2 separate regions of the Homo sapiens genome follow, and region 1 is linked to region 2. Evidence: chromatin contacts called from ENCODE Hi-C or POLR2A ChIA-PET data. All regions are on one chromosome and are shown on one strand. Each heading gives the region's core, a stretch centred on a gene start or an enhancer-like site at or near the end of the contact. The rest is flanking DNA. Distances are from core to core; before and after follow the strand shown.

Region 1 (7,768 bases), core at 4,913-7,412, 54 kb after region 2:
CAAATCACCAACTCTGGCCAGGCGCAGTGATTCATGCCATTTATCCTAGCACTTCGGGAGACCAAGGCGGGCTGATTGCTTGAGCCCAGGAGTTCAAGACCAGCCTGGGCAACATAGTGAGACCCTGTCTCAATTTAAAAAAGAGAGAGAAAGAAAAAAAGAAATTACTAACTCTTCTTTCTATCTGTTCATGCCAACTTCATCACTTTGTACTCTTCTTTCACCTTGCAGGTGGTGAGGATCCAGGAAAGCCAAGCGATGCCATGTTAAAGAATGGCCATACCACCCCCATAGGGAATGCCAGATCATCTAGTCCAGTCCAAGTAGAGGAAGAGCCAGTAAGATTAGCAAGTCTTAGGAAAGCTATTCCAGAAGAGGACCTAAAGAAACGACTAGGTAAGAAACTCTGGATTTTTGAGTTTAAGAGCCACGGGCCAGTTATTCTCCTTACATAAGGGGTTTGCAAGAGAACAGGGAAAAGTGAAATCTAGAGAGAATTACATTCTCCTTTAACAATACCTTAACTAGCAACTTCAAGGGGAATTTCCTCCCCCACCCCGCTTTTATTCACTAAATACCTAAATTTGTGATCCTCAAGAAGGGAAGAGGATGTTAAGTATCAGATACCTATAGGATTTTTTCCAGCTACACATTCCACTTCTTTCACCCAAGGAATTTTGTTGTGGCTCTCCTCCAGTAGCCTGGCCCTTGTGTGAAGAATCACTACCACAATGAGCATCTCTTAGTGAGCCTTTCTTACTGACATTTCTTAAGTATGGGGAGGTTGGGAGGCATTGAGAATGGTAACCTATAAGCTAATCTATAAATTAATTGGTGAAATTGGCCACAAATTCATAGATGTGTTAGCTTTTTCAGTTTCTCTTGTTACTCTCTCTTCCCTTTTTATACCATACATGTTATTACACAGGCTCAACTGGAAGCCAGCCTAATTCTGAAGCAGAGTCTGTTCCTGAGAATGTACCCAAACCACCTTTACTTCCTCCCAAAAGACCCTTGTCCTCTTCTCATGAAGCAAGTGAAGGGCAAGCAAAGGATGCCACTTCCTCTGGCGGCACGGCAAGGTTCATCATCTCCACCTCCATCACCACAGCACCCGCTGCCACCACTGCTGCCACAAGCCTTGCAAAGACTGTTAATCTCTCTGTCACCCCTTCCCCAGCACCCAGGACTCTGCCTGCTGCTCCTGCCAGCACTAACACTACTGCTACCCCAAGCCTCACTCATATGGTCCCTGCCAAGCAGCCCCCTATCCCTCCCCCTAAACCAGCTCACAGAAATAGCAACCCTGTCATTGGTAAGTAAGTCTTTAGGCTTCCAGTGTTTTGGGTTTGGTTTGATGTTGGATGGTTATTTTATTTGATAACTGGTACAACATTGATTTGGTCTGTGAGAATTTTCCATATCTTGTCCCTTTGAATGACCTCAATATGGAGAAAAGTCTTAGGTTAAGAAAAAATAGGCCAGGTGCGGTGGCTCACGCCTGTAATCCCAGCACTTTGGGAGGCCGAGGTGGGTGGATCACAAGGTCAGGAGATTGAGACCATCCTGGCAACATGGTGAAACCCCATCTCTACTAAAAATACAAAAAATTAGCCAGGCGTGGTGGCACGTGCCTGTAGTCCCAGCTACTTGGGAGGCTGAGGCAAGAGAATTGCTTGAACCCAGGAGGCGGAGGTTGCAGTGAGCCAAGATTGTGCCAATGCACCCCAGCCTAGGCGACAGAGAGAGACTCCGTCTCAAAAAAACAAAAACAAACAAACAAAAAAAGTCATGAAACTGAGGCAGATGGCCATAAATGTAAACATCACTAAGATTAGATTTAAGTTTTGGGGGTTTTAACCTATTTTTTAATCTAATATTTAATCTGTTTTTCTAAAACAATGATTCCAAAACACTATACATATTTGTGTGTGTGTGTGTGTGTGTGTGTGTGTGTGTGTGTGTAATTGGACTGGATATGTGAAAACCATAACAGATTCCACCTGCATGGAATTATCTGTGGCACTTGCTGAAAAATTAGAATAATGCCTCAGCTCACAAGGGGCAAGGCAAACTTTTCAAATGAAAATTTTTAAATCTACTTAAAACTACCTATGCCTTCCATAAGCATTAATGAGTCTAGTAGATAAAAGGATGATTCTGTAGATGCCAGTGGAATTTGGGATTCAGTGTCTGGCATAGTTATCTTCACAGGGAACTGCAGAAGCTATTACTTAAATTGTTCTGATAAAATCATGTTTTATCTTGGGAGAATTAAGAATGCTATTCTTATGTTAAAATAAGTGATGGTAGAGAAAGCAGGGAATATAATCAGTAAAATTTGTATGGGTTTAGTAAATTTTTTGCATTTACCCAAAGTTCTATTTAAGTCTACTTTCTTTATATAAATGCACAATTTCTTAGAAGAATTTTCAAGAAAGGGAGAGGAAAGCTAATGAGTGCTTCAAAGCTAATAAAAATATAGTTTTTTCAGGAAAAATGATACTAGGCTTAGTATTGCTTAAAGTTCTTGTTCACGATTGAACGAATGAATAAAAACTATACTCATTAAATATTTAATATCACCATGTTGGGTGGAGTGATTCAAACCTTGAAAAACAGGCTTAGAATATTTTATGAGTATGACAGTTTGGAGTAGCTTGATGAAAACAGGATGAAGTTGTTATTACCACCACTTTGGATGGATAGTGTCATGTTGACTTATCTGTGAGGAACTTGGGGAGCTTTCACATACTTATTTTCAAAACTACCTTGTGCTGCAGGAAACCAATTTTATCTTTTCCATAGGTAGGGCAATTAGAACATGAAGACATTGTGACTCATTCAAGGTTGTAGGCCAGGCGCAGTGGCTCATGCCTGTAATCCCAGCACTTTGGGAGGCAGAGGCGGGTGGATCACCTGAGGTCAGGAGTTCAAGACCAGCCTGGCCAACATGGTGAAACGCCATCTCTACTAAAAATACAAAAAATTAGCCGGGCATGGTGGTAGGCACCTGTAATCCCAGCTACTCGGGAGGCTGAAGCAGGAGAATTGCTTGCACGTGGGAAGCAGACGTTGCAGTGAGCTGAGATTGTGCCACTGCATTGCAGCCTGAGCAACAAGAGCAAAACTCCATCTCAAAAAAAAAGAAGAAGGTTGTAGTTAGTGAAAGATAGAAACTGAACATAGGCTTTTCAACTCTCAGGTCCAGACCTCTGTTCCTTACAGTAGTGTTTGCAAACTGGTGTTCTCCTCAGGATCACCTAGAAAGCTTATGATAACAGACTGCTGGACACTACCCGTAGAGTTTCTGATTTTAGTAAGCCTGGGATGGGCTTGAGAATTTGCCTTTCTAATAGGTTCCCAGATGACACTGATGCTGCTCTCCAGGGAGCACACATTAAGAGCCTCTGCTCTACACCAGTGGCATACCACCCTTTTCAAGTTAAGGCAACATATAAAATGATAATTTGTGTATGATACCCTGGACTAAACTGCAGAGCTCATTCTTAGCTTGAGGTAAATAGCCCAAAACAATAGACCTTGTAACTGAGGAATCAGTATTAGTCCATGAGGGGTCCTCAACAAAAGAAGAAAAATAGAACAGTTCACAGAGCATTTCTTAGAGCTAAATAGATTTAATTTAAAGGACTCTCTTTTATTCTAAAATTACAACCTTCCTAATCCTTTGGTGTTAAAATGCCATTTCTTTCACAAAAGGATTATGATCATAAATGGTTTACTTAATATCAAGCCTTATTTGGAAATCTTAGAAAATGACAACCTCAAAAAAACACTAGAAAAAAAACCAACAATCTGAGGTTGATCAAGATTTTTGTTATTGTTTTGGTCACTGAAATCCAAAAGTTTGGAAATCATTGCTTCAGAAGTACTACTGTCTTCTCATCCATATAACATGGAGTATTACGACTAAGGAAAAACCACCAGCAATAGCTGAACGGGTGAAAGGGAATTATTACCCATCCCAGAAACACTCTGAAATTTTTCCACAGAACTACAGCCAGATGCTGTTGTCAGGGTATATATACCAGAATTTACTTCCTTAACATATATGCCTTCCTCAAATTACCAAATAGAATTTATTTTATTAATTCAAAAGTAAAAATATTCATTTATGGTCTCATCAGGAATGAGTTTTGTTGTAGATGGAATAGCTAACAGCTATTTTTAGAGAATCAGCAAAAATCCAATCTTTCCAAAAATATCTCTTTCACTGCTCCTAAAATTCACATTTTTAGAATCTTTTTGTGTGTGTATGCAGTGTTTTTCTAGAAAGCCTTTTTTAAAATTTATTTATGGGGCCAGGCATGGTGGCTCATGCCTGTAATCCCAGCACTTCGGGAGGCCGAGGTGGGCAGATCGCTTGAGGCCCAGAGTTTGAGACCAGCCTGGGCAACATGGTGAAACCCCATCTCTACTAAAAATACAAAAAATGATCTGGGTATGATGGTGCATGCCTATAATCCCAGCTACTCAGGAGGCTGAGGCAGGAGAGAATCACTTGAACCCGGGAAGTGGCGGTTGCAGTGAGCCAAAATTGCACCACTGTACTCCAACCTAGGCAACAGAGCGAGACTCTGTCTCAAAAAAAAAAAAATTATTTATGATGAGAGACATTAAAACATTACAAAATTAGGCCAGGCACAGTGGCTCAATGCCTATAATCCCAGCATTTGGGGAGGCCGAGGTGGGAAGATCACTTGAGGCCAGGAGTTCAAGACCAGCCTGAGCAACGTAGCAAGACCCCATCTCTATAAAATATTTAAAAATTAGCTGGGCATGGTGACATGTGCCTGTAATTCTAGCTACTTGGGAGATTGAGGTAAGAGGATTGGGTAAGCACAGGAGTTCAAGGCTGCAGTGAGTTATGATTGCACCACTGCACTCTAGCCTGGGTAACAGAGCAACATCCTGTCTCTAAAAAAAAAGAAAAGGCTAGGTACAGTGGCTCACACCTGTAGTACCAACACTTTGGGAGGCTGAGGCAGGTAGATTACCTGAGCCCAGGAGTTTGAGACCAGCCTAGGCAACATGGAGAAACCCATCTCTACAAAAAATACCCCCCCCAAAAATTAGCCGGGCATGGTGGCACATGCCTATGGTCCCAGCTACTTGGGAGGCTGAGGTGGGAGGATCACCTGAGCCCAGGGAGGTCAAAATTGCAGTGAGCCGTGACTGCGCCACTGCACTCCAGTGACACAGTGTGAGACCCTGTCTAAAATAAATTAATTTAATTTAAAAATAAAAATAAATTTAAAAAGAAAAGAGGCTGGGTGTGGTGGCTCACATCCATAATCCCAGCACTTTGGGAGGCTGAGATAGGTGTATCACTGGAGCCCAGGACCTCAAGACCAGCCTGGGCAGCATAGTGAGACCTTGTCTCTACTAAAAATTAAAAAAATTAGTCAGGCATGGGGGCATGGGCCTGTAGTCCTAGCTACTTGGGAGGCTGTAGCAAGAGGATCACTTGAACCCAGGAGATCGAGGCTGCAGTGAGCTATTGTTCATGCCACTGCACTCCAGTCTGGGCAACAGAGGGAGACCTTGTCTCAAAAGAAAAAAAAAAAAAGAATTATAAAATTAGCTAGCCTTGGCCGGGCAAAGCGGACATGCCTGTAATCCCAGCACTTTGGGAGGCCGAGGCGGGTGGATCACCTGAGGTCGGGAGTTCAAGACCAGCCTGACCAACATGGAGAAACCCCATCTCTACTAAAAATACAAAAAATTAGCCGGGCGTGGTGGCACATGCCTGTAATCCCAGCTACTCAGGAGGCTGAGGTAGGAGAATCACTTGAACCCAGGAGGTGGAGGTTGCAGTTAGCCGAGATGGCGCCATTGCACTCCAGCCTGGGCAACGAGTGAAACTCCATCTCAAAAAAGAAAAAAATAATTAGCTAGCCTTTTACTTTGAACATCTCCAATTTTGGAGATTTAGGACAAATACAGTTTTATTTAAGGGAAGTTTTTGAGAGTGTTTGAGAATACTGAGTGGGATGAAACTAAAGGGTTTGAGTAGAAGGTTAGAGGTTGGTGATCAAAAGAACTACTTTTTTTTTTTTTTTCCTGTCAGCAGGGAAAAAATAACTACCCTTTAATTACTTTACCAGTTTTACTCCTGTGTGATCTGATGATCCACTTCTTACAGGTCATCTGGAGCCCTCCAAAGGGACTTTGCTGAAACAACACCAACACCTTTGCTGAGTCATTGTGGGCTTTGGTGAAACTATAGGAATATATACTGTCATGATACAGGGTGAAGGCTTCTCATCTAATAAACATATATTGAGGGTCCACTAGATGCCAGGTACTGTGCACAGCCCTGTGGATGATATGTTGATGGAGACAAGGTTGCCCTGCCATCAAGGAGCCCATGATATAGTGGAGAGTGAACATGGGAAGCTGAGGTGCAAAGGGAACATAAGAGGTGTGCATACCAATAAAAATTAGAGACAGTAGGCCGGGCGCGGTGGCTCACGACTGTAATCCCAGCACTTTGGGAGGCCGAGGCGGGCGGATCACGAGGTCAGGAGATTGAGACCATCCTGGCTAACATGATGAAACCCCGTCTTTACTAAAAATACACAAAAAATTAGCCGGGAGTGGTGGTGGGCGCCTGTAGTCCCAGCTACTTGGGAGGCTGAGGCAGGCGAATGGTGTGAACCCGGGAGGCAGAGCTTGCAGTGAGCCGAGATGGCACCACTGCACTCCAGCCTGGGCGACAAGACTCCGTCTCAAAAAAAAAAAAAAATTAGAGACAGTAGGATGCAGTCAAATAGTCAGAGACTTGGATACCAGCTGAGTCCATGCCAGTTTGTAGTATGATCTTGGGCAAAGTCACCTAGCTTCTGTGGCCTTGCCTTTTCCTTCTGAAAAATGGTAAAGATGCTATATTTTTTCCCCTGTCACCTCAGGTGGTATAAGGAGAATATGACTTCAAGGACAAAAAACACTTTGATTTCTTCAAAGGACTTTGCAATTGCTATAAAAATTCAAGATGTCAGTATTGACAGTTTTATAACACAGAGCTAAGATATCTAGATACCATTATCAGGATATGGTAACAATACCCACTAATACTTATTTTATGCTATCTGAATGTTTAAATTTTTTAATGGAGTACTGTTATACAAAATAACTTTTTTTTTTTTGAGTCAGAGTCTTGTGCTGTCCAGCCTGGAGTGCAGTGGCATGACCTTGACTCACTGCAGCCTCCGCCTCCCAGGTTCAAGAGATTCTCGTGCCTCAGCCTCTCCTGAGTAGCTGGGATTATAGGTGCCCACCACCACACCTAGCTAATTTTTGTAATTTTTTTTTTTTTTTTTTAGTAGAGACGGGGTTTCACCATGTTGGCCAGGCTGGTCTCGAACTCCTGACCTAAGTAATCTGCCCACCTCGGCCTCCCAAAGTATTGGGATTACAGGTGTGAGCCACCGTGCCAGCCACAAGATAACTTTTTATCAGATTTTTTTTGTCTCTATTCATATTAACTACACCAAGATCAAGTTACAAAAAGTTGTCAGCCGGGTGCCATGGCTCACGCCTGTAATCCCAACACTTTGAGAGGCCAAGGCAGGTGGATCATTTGAGGTCAGGAGTTCGAGACCAGCCTGGCCAACATGGTGAAAGCCCGCCTCTACTAAAAATACAAAAATTAGCCGGGCCGTAGTGGCGTGCGCCTGTAATCTCAGCTACTTGGTAGACTGAGGCAGGAGTATCGCTTGAGCCCGGGAGGCAGAGGTTGCGGTAA
Region 2 (6,854 bases), core at 1,493-3,992:
AAAATTCCGCCAGAGTTAGTGTAGGACAGACATTGAAGATCATGGAGTAGGGAAAGTGATAGAGGAATCAAACAGCTTTTACCTTGCTTCTCCTGATTTTAGGTCACCTCCCTTTCATCTCATTTCAGAGACCTGGATAAAATACAATGAATGTATTACTTGTTAACCTATACTGGTGTATACTACCAGTTAAAAGAAAAAATTAGGCTGGGCGCGGTGGCTCACCCCCGTAATCCTAGCACTTTGGGAGGCCGAGGTGGACGGTTTGCCTGAGCTCAGGAATTCGAGACCAGCCTGGGCAACAAGGTGAAACCCCGCCTCTACTAAAATACAAAAAATTACCCAGGCATGATGGCGTGCTACTGTAGTCCCAGCTACTTGGGAGGCTGAGGCAGGAGAATTGCTTGAACCCGGGAGGCGGAGGTTGCAGTGAGCCAAGATCACGCCACTCCACGCCAGCCTGGGCAACAGAGCGAGACTCTGTCTCAAAAAAAAAAAAAAGAGAGAGAAAAGAAAGAAAAAAATTCATGGCTACACTGTACATAAGTGCTGAGTGAAGGAAGGATCCAGAGAGGATGTGCATAGAATTTGTGCTACCATGATGCTCCACACCCCACTACTTTCAAAAATAGCTAATTCGTGCTTCTGCTTTCTTCCTCCCTTTTCAACTGCTTATGGAGTTAACAGTCATTCTCCCAAGAGCATACCAGAACAAAAGGGACTGAAACCCTAGCATATCACTTATTTAAAAGTACTGAGTTGTGACTTCCTTCTAAAGATTTTTGAGGTGGAGGAGGATCTGCATACTAATTGCCTTCCCAAAATGTTTTAAATCATCTGAATACTTCATTAAGTTTCTATATACCCTCTCTTGTATAAATATGAACATGACTTGTTGAAAATACTTTTTTGGGTGTGTTTGGTGATTGTTTAATGAGATGTAGATTATCAGTTTGCATTCTGAATTTAAAGCTAGTTGCAAAGGCTTTATTCATATGCATGGCATTCTGGAAACAAATTTATAAGATAATACCTCCTTTTGATTAGAATTTGTATCATATAGGAAATAGGAGAAGTAGTTTGTTAAGGTAGCAAATAGAATTTATTATTTCCTAAACAAAGTCAATTATTTTTTTCTTATTCTGTATCTGAATTTATGAATTATTATGATGATGCTATAAAGGAGTTTTTTTCTAGCTGTTTAAGAACATTTGCCAAGGAGCCAAACTCAAGACATAATGCACTTCAAAGTTCATGGGAAAACATTTTTGATGTTATGTTGTTATCACTTGAAGCTCAAAATATGCCAGTAACATAGTCCTTCCCTCCCTCCTCTTTAAGAATGAAAGACAAAATACAAGCTTAATTAGTTTTGAGGTCCTCAGGGTGTAGGAGTTAAATTCCTCCAGTATTACATGATGCCAAAATTGATGCTAGTTCCATTTTTTCTCCTAGTGGTCTTGATGAGAAATTTAATATAGCATTATTATAAATATATATTAAATATCCTCTGTCATCTTATTTCCTGAAGGGGTATAAAGGTCAACATGTTTTTACTGTTACATCCTACCCACTGCCCAGTAGTAAACACACAATACATATCTGTATGTGTTTCTTCCAGTGGTTTTAATTTTTCTGCATAAGATAGAATTACCAATCTTAAGGAAAACAGAGTACACAGGCACCAAATTCTGTGAACCTGAATAACAGATATTATGTAATTATTTTTTCTGTCAGTAGAAAAAGATGAGCTGTAGTAGTAGTAGTAGAAGCCTGGAAAGGCAGTAATGCTGACATTCTGGACTATTGCCTGTGTCCTCTCACCACTTTTTATCACTTCTGACTACGTCTTACTCCTAGAAAATCATAGCAAGTGGGATAGGTTGACTAAATGCATGGACTGGTTTCCATCTGAATTTATTGCTGCAAACTGAGCCCTTATCAATGTGTCATGCACCCTGGACAGACGATGATATATGTCATACAAATGTTTTCTTCCAGCCTGTGGCTTGTCTATTTGCTTTCAGAGGCTTTTAAAGTAATGCAATCCAATTTAATCCATTTTCTCTTTTATAGTTCATAATTTTTGTGTTTTCTTGAAGAAATCTTTGCTTAACCAAAGATTAGGTTTTATTTTAAGTTGTTGATTCTTTTTGAGTTAATTTTTAGATATGGTACAAAGTTGGAAATATTCTCCTTTGTCCACTGAATTACCTTGACACCCTGTTGAATTCCTGATGAAACTGGTAATTTTCTTTCTTGCTTTTTTTTTTCTTTTTTTTGCTGTTCCCCCCTTCCTTCCCCCTGAAATGGGTAATTTTCTAGGAAAATATAATTTGCCAAAGGAACTCAAGAAATAAAAATCCTATGTAGACTAGTGTTAAAATGTGATTAGGCCAGGGGTTTTGTGGACAATTTAATTCATGTTGATGAAGCAGATGATTGCAGTAGTCCCTCCTTATTTATGGGGGATATACCAAGACCAAGAATGCCAGTGGATCCCTGAAATCATGGATAATACTGAACCCCAATATGTACTGTTTTTTTCCTGTATATACATACATACATATGTACCTGTGATAAAGTTTGGATTATAAATTAGGCACAGTAAGAATTTAATAACAATAACTAATAATAAAATAGAACAAATAAGTAAAACAAAGATTACTTGAACACAAGCACTGCAATACCGCCACAGTTGATATGGCAACTGAGATGGCTGCTAAGTGATTAACAGGCAGTGAACACATACGGTGTGGATATGCTGGACAAGGTGATGGATGATTCACCCCTGGGCAGGACAGAGCAGGATGGCATGAGATTTCATCATGATACTCAGAGTGGCACATGATTTAAAACTTACAAGTTATTTATTTCTAGAAATTTTCCATATTATATCTTTGGACTGCAGTCAACCACAAGTAACTGAAACTGCAGAAAGTGAAACCACAGATAAGAGGGGACAGCTCTATAATGCTATATCAATCAGTATAGCAGAGAAAAAGAAAGTATACCTGTTTATTTTATAAAGTTGGCAAAATCTTGATAACTAAAAGCTGACAGTCTGGGCATAGTGGCTCATGCCTCTAATCTCAGTCCTTTGGGAGGCCCATACGGGAGGATTGCTTGAGCCCAGGAGTTCAAGAACAGCCTAGGCAACATTGGGAGACCCTACAAAAAAAAAAAAAAAAAAGACACAAGAATCTTTTAAAAAGTTAGCCAGGTATGGTGGCACACATCTATAGTCCCAGCTATTTGGGAGGCTCAGGTGGGAGGATTGCTTGAGTCCAGGAGGTCAAGGCTGCAGTGAAATGAGATTGTGCCACTGCACTCCAGCCTGGAGGACAGAGCACAGCCCTATCTCTAAATAAATAAATGCTGACAAAGATAGTAGAAAAATACATTTGTCCGGCTGGGTGTGGTGGCTCATGCCTATCCCAGCACATTGGGAAGCCAAGGCAGGCAGATCACATGAGGTCAGGAGTTTGAGACCACACTGCCCAACATGGCGAAAGCCTGACTCTACTAAAAATACAAAAAAAAAAAATAATAATAATAATAGCTGGGCGTGGTGGCAGGCAACTGTAACCCCAGCTACTTGGGAGGCTGAGGCAGGAGAAACATCTAAACCTGGGAGGCAGAGGTTGCAGTGACTCAAGATTGCGCCACTGCACTCTGGACTGGGTGACAGAGCAAGACTCCATCTCAAAAACAAAAAACAAAACAAAACAAACAAACAAATACATTTGTTCTATTCCACTTAATACAGCTGTAGAAAGTCTATATAAATTACATGTAGATTAAATCCAACAAATCATTATTTTTTCTTATTACAAAAACAATATATATTTCTTTGAGAAAAATGAGAAAATATGGCATAAAGGAGAAAATTTTAAGGCCAGGTGCAATGGCTCACACCTGTAATCTCAGGACTTTGGGAGGCTGAGGCAGTGGATCACCTGAGGTCAGGAGTTCGAGACCAGCCTGGCTAATATGGTGGAAACCTGTCTCTACTAAAAATACAAAATTTAGCCGGGCATGATGGTGTGCGCCTGTAGTCCCAGCTACTTGGGAGGCTGAGACAGGAGAATTGCTTGAACCCTGGAGGCAGAGGTTGCAATAAGCTGAGATTGTGCCACTGCACACCAGCCTGGGTGACAGAGAGAGACTCCATCTCAAAAAATAAAAAAAGGAGAAAAATTTAAATCATTTGACCTTTCTATCCATTGGTAATTACTAATAACATTTTGATATATCTACTTTTATGATTTTTTTCTAGGGAAGTTTTCTATGTACAGTAGTTACATTTTTTAACATGCCAATTTATAGCTAGCTGTTTTCTGCTTGTTTGGTGCCCGCCCCCATGCCCAGCTAATTTTTTTGTATTTTTAGTAGAGACAGGGTTTCACCATGTCGGCCAGGCTGGTCTCGAACTCCTGAAATTAAGTAATCCACCCGCCTCGGCCTCCCAGAGTGCCAGGATTACAGGCGTGAGCGACCGTGGCTGGCCTGTTTTTGTCCCCATTTGATATGTCAAATCTATAAATATATTGAAAGAATATGACCCAAGAGGATTTATTGCAATATCTAAGGATTATGTAGATATATTATCACTTTACACATATATATACACACACACATATAAAGTGTAAATATATATGTGTATATAGTGTAAAAAACATATATAAAGTGATACATGTATGTGTGTGTGTATATATACACACACACACTTTTTTTGAGATGAAGTCTACCTCTGCCTCCTGGGTTCAAGCGATTCTCCTGCCTCAGCCTGCCGAGTAGCTGGGACTATAGGTGAGCAGCCACCATGCCTGGCTAATCTATAAATAGTTACAAATTATTACCTTGATAGGTCAAAAACTAGAACGAAAATGATATGCTTGCTTATCTTTGTAGATGGGAAAATTCAACTCTTCTAGTTAAAAGCTTTAGTTACCCTAGGAATAGGATAATGTATTTTTATTCTTAAATACTTAAATAATATCAACATCTGCATTTCTACCAAATTGATTTAAAAATTGATAACATTAAGACACATTTTATAAAGTAAAACTTGTTAGATAAAGTCTCCTTTGACCACCTTTGTCTAGTGACAACCCATACATACCACGAATGTTGTGTATATCCTTCTAGTTCATTTTTTTCTGTTACAACATTGCTTACATACTTTGATAGGATCAAGACCAGTTCTCTAGGCCAGATGCAGTGGCTCACACCTGTAATCCCAGTGCTTTGGGAGGCTGAGGCAGGCAAATCGTCTGAGCGCAGCCTGAGCAACATTGTGAGACCCCATCTCTACAAAAAATACAAAAATGAACTGTGAGTGGTCTCGCAGTACTGTGGTCCCAGCCACTCAGGAGGCTGGGAGAATCACTTGTGCCTGGGAGATTGAGGCTGCAGTGAGCCATTGATATGGGTAGGCTTTGTCTTCCCACCCAAATCTCATCATGAATTGTAAACCCCATAATGCCTATCATCCCCACGTGTCAAGGTAGAGACCAGGTGGAGGTAATTGAATTATGGGGGCAGTTTACCCCATGCTGTTCTCATGATACTGAGTTCTCACAAGATCTGATGGTTTTATAAGGCGCTCTTCCCCCTTCACTCAGCCCTTCTCCTTCCTGCCACCTTGTAAAGAAGACACCTTGCTTCTCCTTCACCTCCCACCATTATGGTAAGTTTCCTGAGGCCTCCCCAGCCATGCTGAACTGTGAGTCAATTAAACCCCTTTCCTTTATAAACTACCCAGTCTTGGGCACTTCCTTATAGCAGTGTGAGAACAAACTAATACAAGCCATGATTGTGCCACTGCACTCCAGCCTGGGTGACAGGATGAGACCCTGTCTCAAAATAAAAGAGGATTGTTATCTATAGAAAATCTAAAGGAGTTATTTACAATAACAACCCAAATTATAAAATACCTAGGAGTGATCTCAGCAACATAGCCCATATGATAAAACTAGAAGTGTGCTGTAGATAAATAAATAGATCCATTATGTCAAGTAATGGGAAAAACTGGAAAAGTTATTGGTGTCATTTATTCCTAAATTTATTATATATGTTTAATACAACATTAATAGTTGAAGAGAACTTACATTAGCTTTTGATATTTGACAAAGTGATGATCAAATATAACTTAGAAAAAAATTAAAGCTAAGAAGTTAACAAACTCCCCTTTTTAATGGGTTTATGATGCCAGTTTGGTCACACTAAGTTTTGTAAGGTCTTGGGTGTATTTTTGGACTTTATGTTCTTTTCTGTTGAACAATTTGTCAGTTTTTGTACCAGTTCTACAATGTGTTTATTACTACAGTCAAAACAACGTCACTGGCTGACTTCTGCATGTCCTATCTTATTCAAAATGACCTTTCATGATCAGAGCTTTGAGTTGACCCAAAGGCAGGGTAATTTTTACAAGATTACTGTTTGAAACGTCAATGAAACCAGAGCACATGGGCATGTGCACATATATACACACACATACACACTCACATGTTATAATTGAGGCTTCCATTGAATGAAAGTAATGGTAGTATAATGGACCATCTTGTAGATGGTGCTGATGGCCTCTAATCCTCGTTGAAGATTCGTGGGTTTTTTTGTTTTTTTTTTTTTGATTCCTCATCAAACCAGTGTTTTATCTTGCGGTAGCCAGAGTAACATCATATCAGATTGTAATCTATAGCTATAGCTTTCCTTTTTACTATTGCATAAAAATTAATATTATATTTGACCTCTTTAAGAATTTTTAGATTTCTTATTTAGGTTTCCTTTAATGCTGCTATATTCTGTTTCTTTTCATTGATTTCTTAAAATAATTTAGATGCTCTAAAACG

The links. A loop is a pair of places that touch in the nucleus more often than their neighbours do. ChIA-PET counts read pairs that join two places held with the same protein, here RNA polymerase II (POLR2A). Pooled maps may share reads with other maps.
Region 1: a loop to region 2 is called in a map of endometrial microvascular endothelial cells, with 5 times the contacts of the local background. The contact joins two enhancer-like sites. A Hi-C loop is called at or near these places in 42 of 168 maps with a recorded cell type or tissue (GM12878, IMR-90, K562 and 22 more), 4 of 37 single-sample maps with no recorded cell type and 27 of 50 pooled maps. POLR2A ChIA-PET finds 5 or more read pairs at or near these places in 10 of 52 experiments (AG04449, CD4-positive, alpha-beta T cell, CD8-positive, alpha-beta memory T cell and 7 more).

Annotation. Positions count from the first base shown.
Region 1 is chr1:28,465,454-28,473,221 of GRCh38, forward strand. PHACTR4 (phosphatase and actin regulator 4) reads left to right here. Exons shown (of 14, transcript NM_001048183.3): 5 at 232-396; 6 at 929-1,315. Among named protein-coding and RNA genes, the nearest start is that of SNHG3, 37 kb to the right of the region's middle. Within about 2 kb of position 6,163, at least 2 of the 41 ENCODE cell types and tissues checked have a DNase peak (open chromatin) inside an H3K27ac peak, as active enhancers do; they include PC-9, where a contact is called at or near this core.
Region 2 is chr1:28,414,774-28,421,627 of GRCh38, forward strand. The region is part of intron 2 of PHACTR4 (phosphatase and actin regulator 4); the gene reads left to right. Among named protein-coding and RNA genes, the nearest start is that of PHACTR4, 48 kb to the left of the region's middle. RefSeq lists a silencer at 2,680-2,739. Within about 2 kb of position 2,743, at least 4 of the 41 ENCODE cell types and tissues checked have a DNase peak (open chromatin) inside an H3K27ac peak, as active enhancers do; they include PC-9, where a contact is called at or near this core.